3 separate regions of the Homo sapiens genome follow, and all the other regions are linked to region 2. The links are chromatin loops, found by intact Hi-C in ENCODE. Cell type or tissue: HCT116. All regions are shown on one strand. Region 1 overlaps TMPRSS7 (transmembrane serine protease 7). Region 2 overlaps PHLDB2 (pleckstrin homology like domain family B member 2). Region 3 holds the start of ZBED2 (zinc finger BED-type containing 2).

Evidence for each region. Peaks named below come from ENCODE experiments on the same cell type or tissue, not always from the same donor. Only the 100,000 strongest peaks of a DNase experiment are listed, where the experiment ranks them.
Region 1: it touches region 2 in a loop (20-fold over the local background); 3 of 110 quality-filtered maps call a loop at or near these places.
Region 3: it touches region 2 in a loop (2.6-fold over the local background); 2 of 110 quality-filtered maps call a loop at or near these places.

The regions. Positions count from the first base shown.
Region 1 is chr3:112,051,409-112,053,908 of GRCh38, forward strand. The region is part of intron 9 of TMPRSS7 (transmembrane serine protease 7); the gene reads left to right. Among named protein-coding and RNA genes, the nearest start is that of TMPRSS7, 18 kb to the left of the region's middle. In HCT116, no CTCF peak of the experiment used is centred here; no DNase peak of the experiment used is centred here.
Region 2 is chr3:111,873,565-111,876,064 of GRCh38, forward strand. All of the region lies in intron 1 of PHLDB2 (pleckstrin homology like domain family B member 2), which reads left to right. Among named protein-coding and RNA genes, the nearest start is that of PHLDB2, 16 kb to the left of the region's middle. In HCT116, no CTCF peak of the experiment used is centred here; a DNase peak (open chromatin) is centred at 1,047; H3K4me3 peaks cover 1,120 bases; H3K27ac peaks cover 1,877 bases.
Region 3 is chr3:111,593,175-111,595,674 of GRCh38, forward strand. The region is part of intron 5 of CD96 (CD96 molecule); the gene reads left to right. It overlaps ZBED2 (zinc finger BED-type containing 2), which reads right to left and starts at 2,172. Exons shown (of 2, transcript NM_024508.5): 1 at 2,126-2,172; 2 at 1-1,892. The coding sequence starts at 1,027. The coding sequence ends at 371. In HCT116, no CTCF peak of the experiment used is centred here; a DNase peak (open chromatin) is centred at 1,226; H3K4me3 peaks cover 1,987 bases; H3K27ac peaks cover 2,204 bases.

The DNA of each region.
Region 1 (2,500 bases), 180 kb after region 2:
ATTTTGGTATCTGTAGGGTTCCTGGAACCAATCCTCCACAGATACTAAGGGACAACTCTATTATATTTCAGTTGTATAAGCAAACCAGAGTGCAAATGTATACGAAATATCTATCTATCTATCTATCTATCTATCTATCTATCTATCTATCTATCTATGTATCTATCTATCTATATCTATCTCTATTATCTATCTCTATTATCTATCTATCTCTATCATCTATCTATCTATCTATCTATCTATCTATCTATCTATCTATCATCTATCTATCTATCTATCTATCTATCTCTATTACCTATCTATCTATCTCTCCCTCTGGTGCTAGATAGGGCATTTATGCTTTTTTAAAAAAAATCTTAGTAAACTGCTTTTTCTTTCTCCACCTATAATATCACATGGAGACAGGGCAAAGTGTCACCTCTGTTCATTCAGGATATACGTATAGACTCATTATTGTGTGGCATAGCAATTAGATGAATTAGATGTAAGTGGCAAGCAGTATGTTGTTTGCGTTTATTCAACATATTATTGAATGACTACTATGGGCCAGGCACTCAGGCACGATTCCAGATACTGGGGATCCACGAAATCAGACACAAACACAGAGCAGCAGCCCTGCTCTCATGGAGCTTACCTTCCAGTAGGGGAAGGCAAGTAATAAACAAACAAGTTAAATACGCGTAATATGTCTCGTAATGATAAAATGCTATGGAGAAAAATAAAGCAGGGAAGGGGGCTCTATAGCCTGAGTTGGGGGTGGGAGGTGTGAAGCATAACAAGTTAGGTGTTTGTTATCTTAAATAGGATGATCAGGGAAAGTCTTGCTGACAAGGGGACATTTGCGGATAAACCTGAAAGATGACGGAACTAACCTTGTGAATACCAGGATAAGAATGTTGCAAGCAAAGAGAACAGCTGAGCCAGGGACTCTGAGGCAGGAGGGTGCTTGATGCATATTTTTTTTTTGTGCATAGTCATAATAGTTAAATAGTTAAAATAATTTCATTACTCTACCCAAACCTGTAAGTTGGTGTCAATACCCTGATGGCATGTGTCCTTAAATTTAAAAAAAAATCATTATTACAAATATTTCCAAAGTAATTAAGAGATAAAGGTGCTGGACCCTTGCTCACTGCCAGGTTCTCAAGGCTTCAGGGCAGCAGAAATGCAGGGCCTCAGATAAGCAGCAAGTCTGAGGAGGAGAGGAAAAGAGGAGATGAAAGAAAGGGTTAGGGAAGGAAGAGGGAAAGGAAACAAATCTCCATTTCTTCAGTCTCTCCACAAAGCAGATTTACCTTCTTGAGCTTGTGTGATAGCAGAAAAAGACAGTGCCATTCTCAAAAGCTCTGTCGAATGTTTGAAATTCCTTTGAGATAAAATAAAGGTTGACTTCTTAATAATCCATAGCCTTAAAATGAAAATTTTAAAACTTTGTTGGGACTTTTAGTCAGGGTGTGAAAAAGAATATTGGATCATTTACTGTTTTGCTAGGGGTTGGGGGTGAGAAATGCTGAAGAAAAAAAAAAAAAGTCTTTAGAAGGAAAAGGACATCCCAGTGAGCAAGTGAGGAGTGGGAGAAAGGAGGCAGGAAACAGCAGGACAAACGTGTTAGCTGTTGTCATCTCTCAGAGAGGAAGTTTGTCCTCCTCAGTGTAGAGGTTAAATAAAACTGTTCCTTTTCAGAAAGCTTTGAAAACATCAGGGCATGTTACTGTGAATGGAAATCAGTGTAAAATTGACTTTTTTTTTCACCTGTAAAATAGCTTTGAATTTATTAAAAAAAAAAACTCGATGACTTAAGTAACAAAAATATTGACTCGTTATGACAAAAGTTTTTTACACAAAAGTTAGTTTATATTCTCCTCAATCCATCTTAGTGTCTGGTCCCATTTTGAAATTTGCTGAAGAGCAGTCAACCCCCTTTGCAAACTCACTTCCAGCTGAGCTTTAAGGTCTTATTTATCTGAGAAGGATTAACTCCTGCTACAGCTTAAAGATTCTTCTCTCAAGCTCTCTTGTCCACTCAACAATGCTTATTAAATGTCTGCCACGTGCCAGGCTCTATATGGGGATGCCTAGTAGCAAGATAAAGTTCTTGTTCTCATGGAGCTTACAGACTACAGGGGAAGAAGGAACAGATAAGTACAACCAAAAAAGGGTGTTGAGTTTGTATTCTGTTGTCTATATTTGTTTAGCACTTCAGTGTTTTTGGCAACATATTTTTATTTGCCCTTCAAAACACACCTCTAATACAGAAGACATATTCTTAGCACATTTTATAGGTATGGGAAAAGAGATGGGTTGAATCATTTGCTAGGGATCACTCAAACAGAAAGTGACCCAGGTAGGACTAGAAGGAATCATGCCTCCTCCATAAATAAATTCAGCCCCTTCTCCTTTTCTGGGTTTCTAAAGATGTTCTGCTTCCCTACGTTTCTTAACAATCACTTAGCTGAACATTTACCACCTCCCTTCTTTTTTGTATTCCAATACATTTTGT
Region 2 (2,500 bases):
TTACTGTAGGAGTAAATATTTAAAATGCAGTTTGGGTGTAAGTGCTTAGCTTTTTATTCTGCTTAGTGACATCTGCCCTGGCTTGCTTTCTGGGTTGCTGTGTCTGCATATTATGGGAATACCCTCAACTTAGTTCTGTTTCCCATTTTGTATATATTTCTTTCAAAGCAAAGTCCTTCTTTCTAACTGGCATTAATTCTTGTCTATTCTAACATCTCAGATTTTTTTTGTAGCCACACCTAAACACTTGAAGGATTACTGTCCAAGTTAAATCACTTTTAGGGGAGGCATGCTGCTTGGACCCAGGAGGGCATATCTTACATGGTGGTGGAGACAGAAAAAGATTTAGAGAACTATAAGCGAGAAATACACGATTATTAAATATAGTTCATACCAGGAGACTTACAGTCCTAGATTTTAAAAAACGGTGTTATAGAAAATAATGATTTTTCCTATATGGATTTGCTTTTTAATTCTATCAGAGATAGGATGTTTGTTGGATGTACCAGTGGTCTGACCTAATATGGGCTTGGAAGTTTGTTTACATCCTTTAACTCACAGAATTTTAGGTGTGCAAGTGGCTTTATGCTACTTTTGAATAATACCAATCAGATTCCCTTCCCTTCAGTGGGCTCCTTCATCATTTCTTTATACTGCAACCTCCTCAAAACTACCACTCTCACTGGATTCGCCCCACTCTGTGTTCCTTTTCCTGTCAACCAAATATATTTAGGCATGCATAGCAATTATTTGTTCATAAATGTGTTTTTCCCTTTGTACTCTAAGCTATGTAAAGGCAGGAAATGATATCTCTTACCGTATGTCTCCCAATGCCTAGCTCAGAGCCTGATTTATATTAGTTACTTAATGAAGATTAGCATCCTCATAGTAACAAAGAAACCCCAAATCTCAGGGGCTGCAGACAATCTTGTGTTGACAAGGACCTTGTTCCATGTCCTCATTCAGGAGTGGGGGTTAACAAAGCCTCTGCAAGCCTGGATGAGGCTAGTTGTCCTAGCAGGGGGGTGGGAAATGGTGACTGCTGCACTGACTCATGATGCTTCAGCTTGGAACTGGCAAGTTACTTTCTCTCATATTTCATTGATCAAAGCAAGGGACATAGCCACACCTAACCTCACAGAGATGAGGAAGAGCAACCTCACTATGTTCCTGAAAGGAGAAGAACTGGAATATTAGTGAGTAACACTAATGCCTGCTAAATAAATGTCTGATAAACAGTAGGCATGGATTTAATGAGTGAAGTGCCTAAAACTACCCATTGAGATTTTTAATTTTTTTCCCTGTACAATAAACAGAACTACTCAAATATGGAAGTAAGGTAGCTACATTCTAAAAAACAAGAATATTAATATTATCTAAGCTATTATTCAGCAAACATCTAGAGACTTTTTATAACAATTCTGTTAGCTTTATTCATATCAGAGAAATATTTGATTTTGTAGTTTTTCAGATGCATAAAGAGTGAAACAGATAAATTCATATGATTAATGTTTTTGCCAGAGTCATTTAGAAGACTTGGAAAAAATGTTGCAGTCTTCAATATTTATATATTAAATTAGTCTGATCAAGACTGTTTTTTTTTGCAATGGAGTTTTGCTTGTTGCCCAGGCTGGAGTGCAATGGCACAATCTCAGCTCACCACAACCTCCGCCTCCCGGGTTCAGGTGATTCTCCTGCCTCAGCCTCCCAAGTAGCTGGGATTACAGGCATGCACCACCATGCCTGGCTAATTTTTTGTATTTTTAGTAGAGATGGAGTTTCTCCATGTTGGTCAGGCTGGTCTCGAACTCCCACTGTTAGGTGATCTGCCTGCCTGGGCCTCCCAAAGTGCTGGGATTATAGGTGTGAGGCACCACGCCTGGCAAAGGAGTTCTTTAACCTTTTTTGGAAAAGTTAATATCTGGCTTGAAAATTGGGCAAGAGCTAAGGAAAAAATCAACTTAAAATGTTTAATTGGCAAGACACAGTGGCTCACACCTGTAATCCCAGCACTTTGGGAGGCCGAGGCAGGCAGATCACCTGAAGTCAGGAGTTAGAGACCAGCTTGGCAAACATGGTGAAACCCCGTTTCTACTAAAAATACAAAAATTAGCCAGGCATGGTGGTACACACCTGTAATCCTAGCTACTGGGGAGGCTGAGGCAGGAGAATCGCTTGAACCTTGGAGGCGGAGGATGCAGTGAGTCGAGAATGTACCGTTGCATTCCAGCCTGGGCAACAGAGCAAGACTGTCTCAAAAAAAAAAAAAAAAGAAAGAAAATGTTTAATCAACTTTAAAATGAAGTGTTGCTACATATTCTAGTATTTTATGGTAAGTGAGTTTTTTTTTCCTGGTTGTCAAAATGGTCCAAATGTATTATATAAAATGTAGAAAATATGAACTAGTATGAGAGAGGTAAGTTAAGTCACTGGTAAAACTGCCATCCAAATAAAATCACTACTGATTTTTTTGGTGTGATTTCTTCCAGTCCATTGTTAT
Region 3 (2,500 bases), 280 kb before region 2:
CTCAGCCCTCAAAATCGTCAGCTCCACCAAAACCGAGTGCTAGGCAAAAATCTGATTATTTTGTTAAACAACGCTGACTGGCTGGTACATTCTGCCCTGAAACAACTCACAGAGTTTTACTTTGGTAGAAGCATTTATCTTTAATAGGTACATTTTAGAGTTTCGGCCAAGGGTCAGCAGAGCTCTAGGAACCTCGTAGATAAGCATTTGGTCAATTCAGACCTGCTCAGATTAACTCATACTGTGCACTATTTCACATAAAAGCAAAATGTCACCAAACTACTTTGCTTTACATTTGAGTTGAAACTAAAATGGCTCTTTTCTACAAGTCTAGAGTCAATGTTTTCAGAATAGATTCTCCAAGCCCAATTTAAACAAAATGGAAGGGATGTACTGCTGCAGGCAGCTCTTTCTCCCGCTGGCATGCCTCCTTCTCAGCCCTCACCTTCCACTTCATCTCCAGGATGGCCCTTTCCACCTCCTCCAGGGCTCGCTCCCTTTTTTCCACAGCCCTCTCCCGCCATTCCACTGCCCTTTCCCTCCTAAGCACCTCCTTTTCCCTTTGGCTGGCCCACAAAGCCATGGTGCCCACCTGCTCCAGGAGCCTACCCCAGTTACCCTCAATGCCTGTGGGGAGCTGGGGCCCGTGGGGCCTTGGATCCTGGCGCTGCCCAGCCTGACCATGGCCACTCTTCTCCAGCTCCTCTCTGTGCATGCTTTTCAGATGCTTCCACAGTGCAGTGGTGCCCACGTTGACCCCAGGGCCACGGCTCACCTGCCTGCCACACAGGCGGCAGGTGGCATACTGGTTGGGATGGTGCCCAGCACGAGCAGGAGCTAGGTGGAAATATTCCCATGCCTCAGAGAACCGGGTGCCCTTGTTGTGGGGCATTGGAGTGGGCATAGCACTCACAAAAGGGCCAACCAGTTCTCCTGTCTCACTAATCTCTTCCTCCTCCTTCATCTCTAAGTCCCCTTTTGCCTTCATCATTGTTCCCTCCTCTTCCTCGTCTTCCCGCCTCATCATGTCACCTCTTCTACAGCGTTCTTTATGATGTGCTTAGATGTGAGCCAAAAGCTTATTTGAACCACAAGATTAAATATATATTTGGGAAGGGCCTGTGGTAACTCTTGGGGATTCACAATAATGGCCAAAGTCTGGCCACACCTGGGTGGTGTGAGGTTTCTTCCTTTCTGCTTCACTGGAGAGTCAGGGGTGAGTCAGATACAAGCAAAACAGCCCAAGAGTGCATTCCTTCCATGCCCCAGATACTTACTTATCCTCCCTTGACTAGGCCAGAAAGACAAAACATATCAGTTCCTGTAGCAAAGGGGTTCTCTGGTCCAACAATTACAAAGCTCTTTGATGAACTCAGTGTTTTCTGCATCAACCACCACGACAGGTATTTTTGAATATTGAAAATTTTAGGTTTTCTTGTTTCTCCTCCTGGTTGTTTCCACTGTTTCTGTGCTTCTTATTTCCTATAATTGCATTTTGGAGGCAGGAGAAACAGCCTCAGGGTTCAGGCTTTTCAGGACCAACAGAGCTAGGGCCTCACTGGGTCTTGCTCAAAGTAGGTAAAAGCAAACACAGGCAGATGCTGGTGCAGGAGACAATCTTGCTTCCTAAGAACTGTTGCAACAAGCAATCCAGAGTAGACAAAGCCTATGAGGATCTGGATAATAAAGTTCCCAATGCAAGGTCAGTTTGTCCTTAGAGGTGTCTCTCAGAGGCCAGGAGTCTAAGAAATCCAAAAAGCAAGCTCAGCTGTTTCAGCAGGAGGAGCTGGGATGCACAGAGGAGAAGGTGGAGCACATCTTCACAAACACAGCGTTGCCTGGCTGTCCTTAGCAAGCAGCTCACCATACTCCACCTTCTCCACCAGGATCACCTGCAAAGCCAACAGCCAATAAGACCTTCCTGAGGCAACTTACTCCAGATGTTTTGCTCTTTACCTCATTTTAAAGATAAATAAGTAAATGGAAAATCATATTACATTTAAAAACAGCCCGACTTCTCTCTCCTTTCTTGGGTCATTTCTTAAACTAATGAGAGCTTTATTTAATCAAGCTCTGCAACCGTGAACAGTTAGGAAATTCCCCCCAGCCACAAGTGGGTACTTACAAGCAGGCAAGGCTCTGGACTTCTCTCTGATCTTTCCTGCGCAGAGTGAAAGCACTCCTGCACACCTTGGATGTCTATTAGCTGACTCCTACCCCCAGAAGGAGGGCACCTCCAGTTCTGGTTTCCTCCCACTTCTAGGGAAGCATTGTTTCCAGGTAGGTGTGTCTGTGCCTGTTGGGTTTTTCTGCAACACTTAGACACAGATGCAAACCTTTTCTCCACCCCCTCCACCACCAAGAAAAGGATGTTCCTGGCATATGTCATGCAGCAAAACAGTAAGTCAAGCACCTACAAGTCTTAGTTCTCTTTTTTGATGACTAGATTACCTAACCTCTCAAGTAAAGCAAGCGATTTGAAGGAGGAAGAGTGGGAAAG